Linked DNA regions of Homo sapiens: region 2 is linked to region 1. Evidence: chromatin contacts called from ENCODE Hi-C or POLR2A ChIA-PET data. All regions are on one chromosome and are shown on one strand. Each heading gives the region's core, a stretch centred on a gene start or an enhancer-like site at or near the end of the contact. The rest is flanking DNA. Distances are from core to core; before and after follow the strand shown.

The links. A loop is a pair of places that touch in the nucleus more often than their neighbours do. ChIA-PET counts read pairs that join two places held with the same protein, here RNA polymerase II (POLR2A). Pooled maps may share reads with other maps.
Region 2: a loop to region 1 is called in a pooled map, with 2.6 times the contacts of the local background. The contact joins the promoter of KRTAP7-1 here to the promoter of KRTAP21-3 in region 1. A Hi-C loop is called at or near these places in 3 of 50 pooled maps. POLR2A ChIA-PET finds 5 or more read pairs at or near these places in 3 of 52 experiments (GM10248, H1 and activated CD4-positive, alpha-beta T cell).

Annotation. Positions count from the first base shown.
Region 1 is chr21:30,716,092-30,720,718 of GRCh38, reverse strand. KRTAP21-3 (keratin associated protein 21-3) reads left to right here and starts at 1,942. Exons shown (of 1, transcript NM_001164435.1): 1 at 1,942-2,194. The coding sequence starts at 1,960. The coding sequence ends at 2,136. All of the region lies in intron 2 of LOC105372773 (a long non-coding RNA gene), which reads left to right.
Region 2 is chr21:30,827,742-30,832,280 of GRCh38, reverse strand. KRTAP7-1 (keratin associated protein 7-1) reads left to right here and starts at 2,522. Exons shown (of 1, transcript NM_181606.3): 1 at 2,522-3,242. The coding sequence starts at 2,583. The coding sequence ends at 2,846.

The DNA of each region.
Region 1 (4,627 bases), core at 693-3,192:
GTCCCAGCTACTGGGGAGGCTGAGGCAGGAGAATGGCGTGAACCCGGGAAGCGGAGCTTGCAGTGAGCCGAGATTGCGCCACTGCAGTCCGCAGTCCGGCCTGGGCGACAGAGCGAGACTCCGTCTCAAAAAAAAAAAAAAAAAAAAAAAAAAGATGACCTGTTTGACTTAATGTGGCCTATTTGCTTGTGCTGTATAAAAACGCCAACAGTCTCTTTAGTGATTTGGAAACTTGAACACTCATAAGATTTTCATATTTGAACATATACTCTAAGACGATAACTTTCAAAAGAACTTAAAAGTTATTTCTCAACTTAAAAAGTTATTTTGTTACACAAATATGTTAGTTTATTGAAGAATGTCAAGCTGGTTTTCTTTACACAGTTGTCCTCCTAAGGATAATTAAAATGCTATCATGGCGTTCCAGTTTGTACTCCTACTACAATACCTGGCATTTAGGTGCAAGTAAAACTTACAGCGCATATGTAAATTGTGAATACTCTGAAGGTGTTTTTATTTTATAGTGTTTGATAGCACATTTTAAAATCTTGGAAACTCTATTTCTTGGAATACATTTTAATACCTCCCAGTCCTAGTGTTCCTGGAAACATAATTGGAAAATAAAATGCCACAAATTCAATGCAACCATGGCTAGTGCTCAAGGAAAGATCTTTGCTCAAGAGAATAATTTAGCAAATAATGGTTTCGAAGAAATAGGACATTACTAAGTACACTGGATAAATGGTTGTGATTTCTGTATCTCAAAATATTGAGCTGATTATGCCATTAATTTGCTCAAAATCTTCTCTGGTTCTCCATTACCTTTAGAATGAATTCCACACTTTTTACCTTAATATTCAAAGCTCTTTATTATTTGGCCCCAGTTTATTATACTTTTTTAAAATCTATTTTATTCCCTAAAGAAAAAAAGAAATTCCTGCCTTCACAGATATCCTATATTCCAGTGAGAAAAACAGTCAACAAAATTAGTAAAATGCAAGTCTATCATATGGTGATAAATGGCTTGATAAATGCTAAGTAGAGAATAAAGATATATCTGTGGGAGGGTGCTAGCTATAAATAATACTGTTCAGGGAGGGCCTCCTTGAGTGACATTTGAACACACTCTGATGGCAATGAGGGAATGAGTCATAGATATGGGTGTTAAATTGTAAAAACTGCAGGTGAAAGCCCAGCATGGATGAAGGCCCTAAGTGGACCTGGTCTGGATTGTTTTGAGGTCTATTTCATAGGATTTCTCTTTCCTTTTTCTCTAACCGCATCAATCTGAGACTTTTTTTGTGTAAATGTTTCTCTTCCTTACTAAGCTGGGAGTTCATTGAAGGTCTGTTCTTGGTCTTATTTATGTTTTTCATTTTTATTTTTATGTTATTTTCAGCAGTGCCTACTGTCATGTTCTGTTTTTTAGGAAAGTTCTCAATAAATTCTAATATTATAGAATTGAACGCATGTTTCTCAATTTAGCCTTCCTATGCCTATCCTCTCCTGAGTAGTACAGTTGTGGATTGGATGGTAATACTGGTGGCACCTGAAAAGGTAGGAATCACTAAGCCCCTTCCTTTCTCTAGGAGGCTGGGGATGGGGATTCTCAATGTTTTGGGTTAGAGCTGAGGGAAGTACTTCCCTGCAAGATTTAGCATCATGATATTTGTGGAGTGTACATTTGGGGCTCACTGAGAACATGTATACAGAGTGTACAAATTACTTTTTACAGTCTATGATTAACTTGCAGGAATTAAATGAAGGTCTAAAATGAGAGGCTTTCTTAGGACACAGAATAAAACAACAACAAGCTTGTTAAATATAAATTCTTGTGGGAATGAGAAGGCAAAGTAGGGATGGCACACACTTTGCAGACCTCTTATTATATAGAAAGATCCCAAGGGTTCCAAACTCCAGAAATGCTGTTACCTGGCTGAATTCTCATCTCCTGACACTATGTATTTCAATTACAAAAGTGTGTGTGGGAGCTGTGGATTTGGCTCTTGCTATGGTTGTGGGTATGGCTGTATACACAGCACCCACTGTGGCTGTAACGGTTATTATGGTTGTTATGAAAATAAATATTCTGTTATAGATGATCTGATATTTTTTGCTTCTAAGAAATGCCATTGAGCATTGTTTCTTATTTAGTTTCTCAAAGATCTGTTCTGCTTTAATCACCTTCAATCCTGATAGTTCTCCGTTAGAGAAAAATGACTCATCTGGTGAAAACTCCATTTGTCTTCAAAGTACCTGTTAGTCATAGACATAATGTGGTTTCACTGAGAGATGGAAAATATGACTATTTTGAAATTTTGAAAAATATAAAATGCTCTTTGTGTGCGTGTGTGAGTCAACACCAATTTGGGGCATGTTTTACCCCCTTGAAAGCCAGACCACTATGTAGATTAGTTGATCCTTAGCTTCTTAGAAATTTCTTCTTAACTTTCAATAACTCTTTTTCTCTTTATCTTTTCTACTCTACATAAAACTTGAGTTATTTAATTGTCAGTATCCACCACATATTTAATATTAAATAAATATGTACCTGTTAATTAGATATACTTCTAAATATACAAAATGAAGAAAGGAAGTGGAATGATATCATCCTTAGTGTAGAATAGTAGATTATTATCAGCCAAAGAAAAGGGAGGAGGAGAGAGAATCACTGAAACATTTTTTTTTTTTTTCGAGATGGAGTCTCGCTCTGTCACCCAGGCTGGAGTGCAGTGGCGCGATCTTGGCTCACTGCAACCTCCGCCTCCCAGGTTCAAGTGATTCTCCTGCTTCAGCCTCCCAAGTAGCTGGGATTGAGGCACCCGCCACCGCGCCTGGCTAATTTTTGTATTTTTAGTAGAGACGGGGTTTCACCATGTTGGCCAGGCTGGTCTCGAACTCCTGACCTTATAATCCACCCGCCTTGGCTACACACACACACACACACACACACACACGAACACAATGATTCTAATTCTAATTCCGTCGGCCTTTTCTCAAACATTCTCATAGACAGTTCTGTCACTTTTTTTGGGATTCTGGTTAATATGAACTCCTTAGGAGACTTTGCCTAACATTCCACTTGAAATAGAAATGACATTCTTACACTATTTCCCTGTTCATCACCTTGCATCTACTTCTCCTCTTCCTCCTCTTCTCCCTTCTCCTCCTCCTTCTACTTCTCCTCATATCTTTCTCTCTCTCAAAATCAAAGTCAAAAATCAGTTGTTTTTTTCTTCAGTTATATTTGTTACATAATTATAAAATTATTTAAGAAAGCCCGGTGACAGAGTGAGACTCATCTAAAAAAAAAAAAAATTCCTGACTCCATTCCTGTGGTGGCGAAGGAATTGCTCTATGAGACTGCTATGTATGATAAAGTGAGTCTAGGACTATTTATATGGGGATATCAAACAATTCTCCTCTATGGCAAAGTGTAGTCACAACATTTCTCTTTCTTAAAAAGCACAGGCTTTGGGGCAACAGAGAGTGACATTAGATGCCAATGTTCCCATTCCTAGCTGTGCATGTGTCAGAAAACTTCTTAATCTTCATATTTCATAAGTCTCCTCTTCCATTCAAACAAAAAGGTTATAAACACTGATGTCAGAGGACTGTTGCCATAGTTAATGAGATAGTATACTTAGCATGTAGCATGATACGTAATAATAGGATTTTGTTTTTGTTGGCAAATGACTCCTTATGTATGTTGTTTTGCAGCAAACAATGTAATGCTTCATCTATGCTAACTTTTGAGAGGTAGCAGCCTCCAAATTAAGTCATCTGATTTTATTATTCTTTCCTTTTTTTTTTTTTTTTTTGGTCTCATGCTTTTGTTGGAATTCATGGAGTACATAAAAATTACTAGAGCAACCGAACTCTAAGGATTTCCCTGTTTTTATTTAGCTCTTACTTTTTTTTTTTTTTTTTTTCTCTTTCTGAGACAGAGTCTTGCTCTGTCACCCAGGCTGGAGTGCAGTGGTGTGATCTCCGCTCACTGCAACCTCTGCCTCTCGGGTTCAAGCAATTCTCCTGCCTCAGCCTCCTGAGTAGCTGGGATTACAGGCACCTGCCACCATGCCAGGCTAATTTTTGTATTTTTGTTAGAGACAGTTTCCCCATGTTTGGCCAGGGTGGTCTCGAACTCCTGACTTTTAGTGATCTGCCTGCCTCTGCCTCCCAAAGTGCTGGAATTACAGGTGTGAGCCACCACACCTGGCCTGTTTTTACTTAGTTCTAAATATACAGATACTTAGAAGCATGTGTGAGATTTTAAATTTTAGTAGTTAGAAATTACTTGGAGTTATTTTGGTTTTCTTATTTAAAAAATAATATATATCAAAATAATATGTATATTCATTTTACTTAAGAACAAAAAGGATAACATCATCTCACACTACATATGTGCTGTATCATCTTCACTCATAGGCTTCATGTAGTCCTCTAACCTCTACTGAACTCTATTTGAGAACTTCATCATAGAAAAAGTAATAACTTTAGAATCTTGACTGCAAAGCAGAGTGTGACATACTGGAGTATACCGTTACATTGCTTGAGTGATTTTTTAAAATAATTACTGTATTTTTTGAGTATTTTGCAATAGTGTTTTCAAATTAAAGCCCAACAA
Region 2 (4,539 bases), core at 1,273-3,772, 110 kb before region 1:
TTTGGAGATTGATTCTGCTGACTATTAACCATGTGACCTTCAGTAATTCTCTTAAACCCTCTGGACTCGGTTTTCTTATAAAGAATCATAATACCCACATCATAAGATCATTATAAAAATTAAATGAATTAACACTTGTCAAATGCTTGGAATAGTGCATAGTAAGCCTTCTTACTATATATAGAGGTAAAATATATAATTAAGTAGTATGTGCAAATTCTTTAGAACAGAGTCTAGCACAGAGTAAGTCCTTAATGATATTTTTTGTTATTATCAATCTTAAAAATCATTGAATAGCAATCGAGTACTTGGCTGATAATTTTCTCTGGGTATGTCTAGTAAGAGATAGGAAAGTGAAAACAAGCTAAGGAGAAAATATAAGTTTTTCTTTTGATTATGGGTAACAAAACCAGCAGTCACATAGGTGGGTTTTACCTCTGAGGAGACACTTGAACACATTGCTGTTACCTTCCCTTTCTAATCAGGTGTGTCCTGAGACAAGAAGCAGAGAGCATCAAGAAATGGAAGAGGACAAACTAAAGCTTTTTCTTTAATTACCTCTATCATCCAGAGTTAAGGGAAATAAGTCACCAGCGACTGAAACCAAACACTCCTGCCAATGAGAGATAAGCATCTCTGGGCAATTTCACACAGCCCAGCAAAAGCTTTTTTGAATTCTCATGACAAACCAGCCCTGGAATTTATCAGGATGATTTATTCATCAGAATTACCTGAGATACCCATTACAAATAGAGATTTCCAGAATCTCAGGTGGTGGTGGGAGAGGAGAGCTCCTGGAATTCTGAATTTCAAGCGAATTCTTTAGAAGATTCTTCTACCTGCTTACATTTGAGAACCCTAAATCCAGTCCTGTGGTTTATACGGAGTAACTGAAATACCACTGCCACCTGGTGGCAGCATGTACAAATTACAGGTTCCAATGTCATTGTGTGATAGAATCAGTAGTGAAATTTTTCAAGTCACGCGTAATTCTTAGTCACCCCTGCCCTCTCCTAATCACAAACGTATTTTTGAGTTTTCTGGATTATCTGATACAGAGTTTATATAATTTAAACCCTGAGGACACAACCTCTTACCATTTTAATTCATTCTTTTTGTTAAACTGAATTTGAAATTATAACTTATTTTTCTTTAACTTTCTCTATATACTCTTATGACATTTAATTAATTTGTAGAATAAAAGAAATCATATCCACTTATAGAACATTCTTTAGGCAGCTCTCTGTCAGAGAAACTGAGAGAGATAGAATCTTAAAGAGAGAGGGATGTCTGAGAGGAATGATTAGTTTTGCATATTGGACTCTGTGATTGTCTGTTAAGATGGAAATAAAAAAAGGAATTGGTATTCAGGAAGTTTTTTCTTCTACTTTCAGAGAATTCTGACTTTGATTCACATATAAAAAGATGATGTCGTAAACCTTTGAATTGGAATAGACTTAGCTTTGCTGAGCTCAGATCCTTCCTGGTTTACGTTCTTCATGAGAATTGGTTATGTAAGGCAAAATAAGAGCAGAAGGAAGTGTTGCATCCTTAAATATAACTGGTATTTCATAATGGATCATGGCATTCAGGCTTGTTTTATAGGAGTCAGTAAGAAGCAAGTGTGGTATAACATGACTCTGAAATTGAGCATCATCCCACTCAGCGCCAGTGTGGCAACTCCAGAAAGACAGTTTGGCAATGTTCAAGATGATTTACAAGCAAACATGGTATGTTCTCCATGAAAAAATAAAATATGTATTAACAAACAGAATGCTCATAAATGAAATTGATGAAAATTACTTGCAGGTTATTCACAGCCAACTTATTATTTGGCACCATTGCAGCCTCTGTAAAAACACCTGGTTGGATAGATTTGTGTAGCAGTGCTTTTTAAAATAAAAAATACATTTTGAGTTAAAATTTGTATAACACAAACCAAGGCATTTTAAAGGTAACAATTCAGTGATATTTAGTACATTCCAAATGTTTTGCAACATTGTCTAGTTCCAAATGATTTTCTTCACTCCAAAAGGAAACTCTGTACCCATTAACTAGTTGGTATACAATTGTTTTAAAAGGGCACATGGGTGAATTTCAAGAGGTTATAGAATTTCAGTTTGATGTTTCAAAATAATGTTCAAAAGACCTCAATATATGGCTTTGTCTTGGCTTGAAGTGTTTGCATTCTTGCCAAAGCTTTTTTAGTTTAGCTATGTCAGTTGGGAAGAGTTTATAATCAGAGGATTTAAAGAGTCTCACATGATGCAATCAAGAACAGTAGTTAAACTATGGGACTCTGATGAAAAGAATTCGATTGCGTGTCAAGCATGGTCACTGGCTTTAAAATAGTACAGAGAAAAGCCAACAAAAATGTGGGCAATGAGTCTGTGCATTCCTTATAAGCATTTTATTAGAAAAGAATGAGATTACCTATGCAAATTAGTGGGAAGATGTTTAGACAGATGTGTTGTGCCCACCAGCTTGAGGTATAAAAAGCCCTGTACGGGAAGAGACCTTCATTAACACTTGGGTAACTTACCCTTCACAATCCATCTAAATCCTTCTCAATTGCTGCCACCATGACTCGTTACTTCTGCTGTGGAAGCTACTTCCCAGGATACCCTATCTATGGGACCAACTTCCATGGGACCTTCAGAGCCACCCCCTTGAACTGTGTTGTGCCTCTGGGCTCTCCCCTGAACTATGGCTGTGGATGCAATGGCTACAGCTCCCTGGGCTACAGCTTTGGTGGTAGCAACATCAACAACCTGGGCGGCTGCTATGGTGGTAGCTTCTATAGGCCATGGGGCTCTGGCTCTGGCTTTGGCTACAGCACCTACTGATGGACCAATGGCTCCAGTGACTACAGGACTCTCAATTAATTCTCTGCACAGAACAACCTGAAGAGCAATGACTGTCTTCCTACCTTCCCATGTGCTTGGGTGATACATCTTCCATCTTCTTGCTGACTTCTTGCTGTGGTCTTTGTCTTTGATGCTGTTGGACAAGTCACCCAGGACTCAGGTGCTGAACTGATACTCATCTACAGACAAAGGAAGCAAGATGCATTTTTTTGGTCATACTTGAATTTTAACAGTGAAAAAGTAGTTTGCCTCCCATGGTTGCTCTGCTCATGTATTATTAGCTTCTACATCAACATTAATGTATTACAAATTGGGTGTGGGTAGTAAGGGGATTTTCTGTCAGTCTCTTAATAAATCTATTTCCTTCAGCATAAATATTTTTGTCCTGGTTATTTATTTCACTTCTCTTTTATGCTCTTGAATTCATCAATCAGTTTAAACCCGTAATGGTTGACTTTAACCAAATTTTATTCTGATTTCAGACTATATAGCCAGGATAGGGTGATGCCTAACCATTTTTTATTTTTATATTGATATTTCAATTTAAAAAACTCCCTGGAAATGTCCCGTATTTAACCCAGATATACTGCAATTGTTGGCGTTTCTCAAAGCTGATTATAAAACAGGAATATTTCTTAGCTGTTGAATGCTAAAACATGTTTTCTTTTCTCTTTTCCTTAGTGACAAGATTCCATTTTGGTTCATTTCTCCTTTCCTACTGTTTATAGAACTCAGCTCTGGGGAGATTTGAACCCCTCATGTTGTTGGAAGAATTGGAACTAAATAGACTTAGTTATGAAACTCTATCTTTAAGAGTTCCTAAGATTTGATCAATAAAGGGAAGCCAACTACTAAAATCACATATTATTTTTTATCCTTTTTTGATAGATGGGTTTATTTTCTCCACTTTCTTCACCTCTGATTATACATATAACTAGTACTAAAAATGAAGTGTTTATTCTTTGAAATAATAGTTGCCATCAAAAGCACTTGAAATGGTATGTTGTCTACACTTAGAAAATGCTCCCTGTCGATCTAGAACTAGAAATAACATTTGACCCAGCCATCCCATTACTGGGTATATACCCAAAGGTCTATAAATCATGCTGCTATAAAGACACATGCACACGTATGTTTATTGCGGCACTATTCACAATAGCAAAGACTTGGAACCAACCCAAATGTCCAACAATGATAGACTGGATTAAGAAAATGTGGCACATATACACCATGGAATACTATGCAGCCATAAAAAATGATGAGTTCATGTCCTTTGTAGGGACATGGATGAAATTAGAAATCATCATTCTCAGTAAACTATCGCAAGAACAAAAAACCAAACACCGCATATTCTCACTCATAGGTGGGAATTGAACAACGAGATCACATGGACACAGGAAGGGGAATATCACACTCTGGGGACTGTTGTGGGGTGGGAGGTAGGGGGAGGGATAGCATTGGGAGATATACCTAATGCTAGATGACGAGTTAGTGGGTGCAGCGCACCAGCATGGCACATGTATACATATCTAACTAACCTGCACAATGTGCACATGTACCCTAAAACTTAAAGTATAATAATAAAAGAAAAAAAAAAGAAAATGCTCCCTGTCTTGCTTACTGAAAAATCTCTGCTTTATTGAAGCAAAACACTTTATGTTTGAATTAAAAC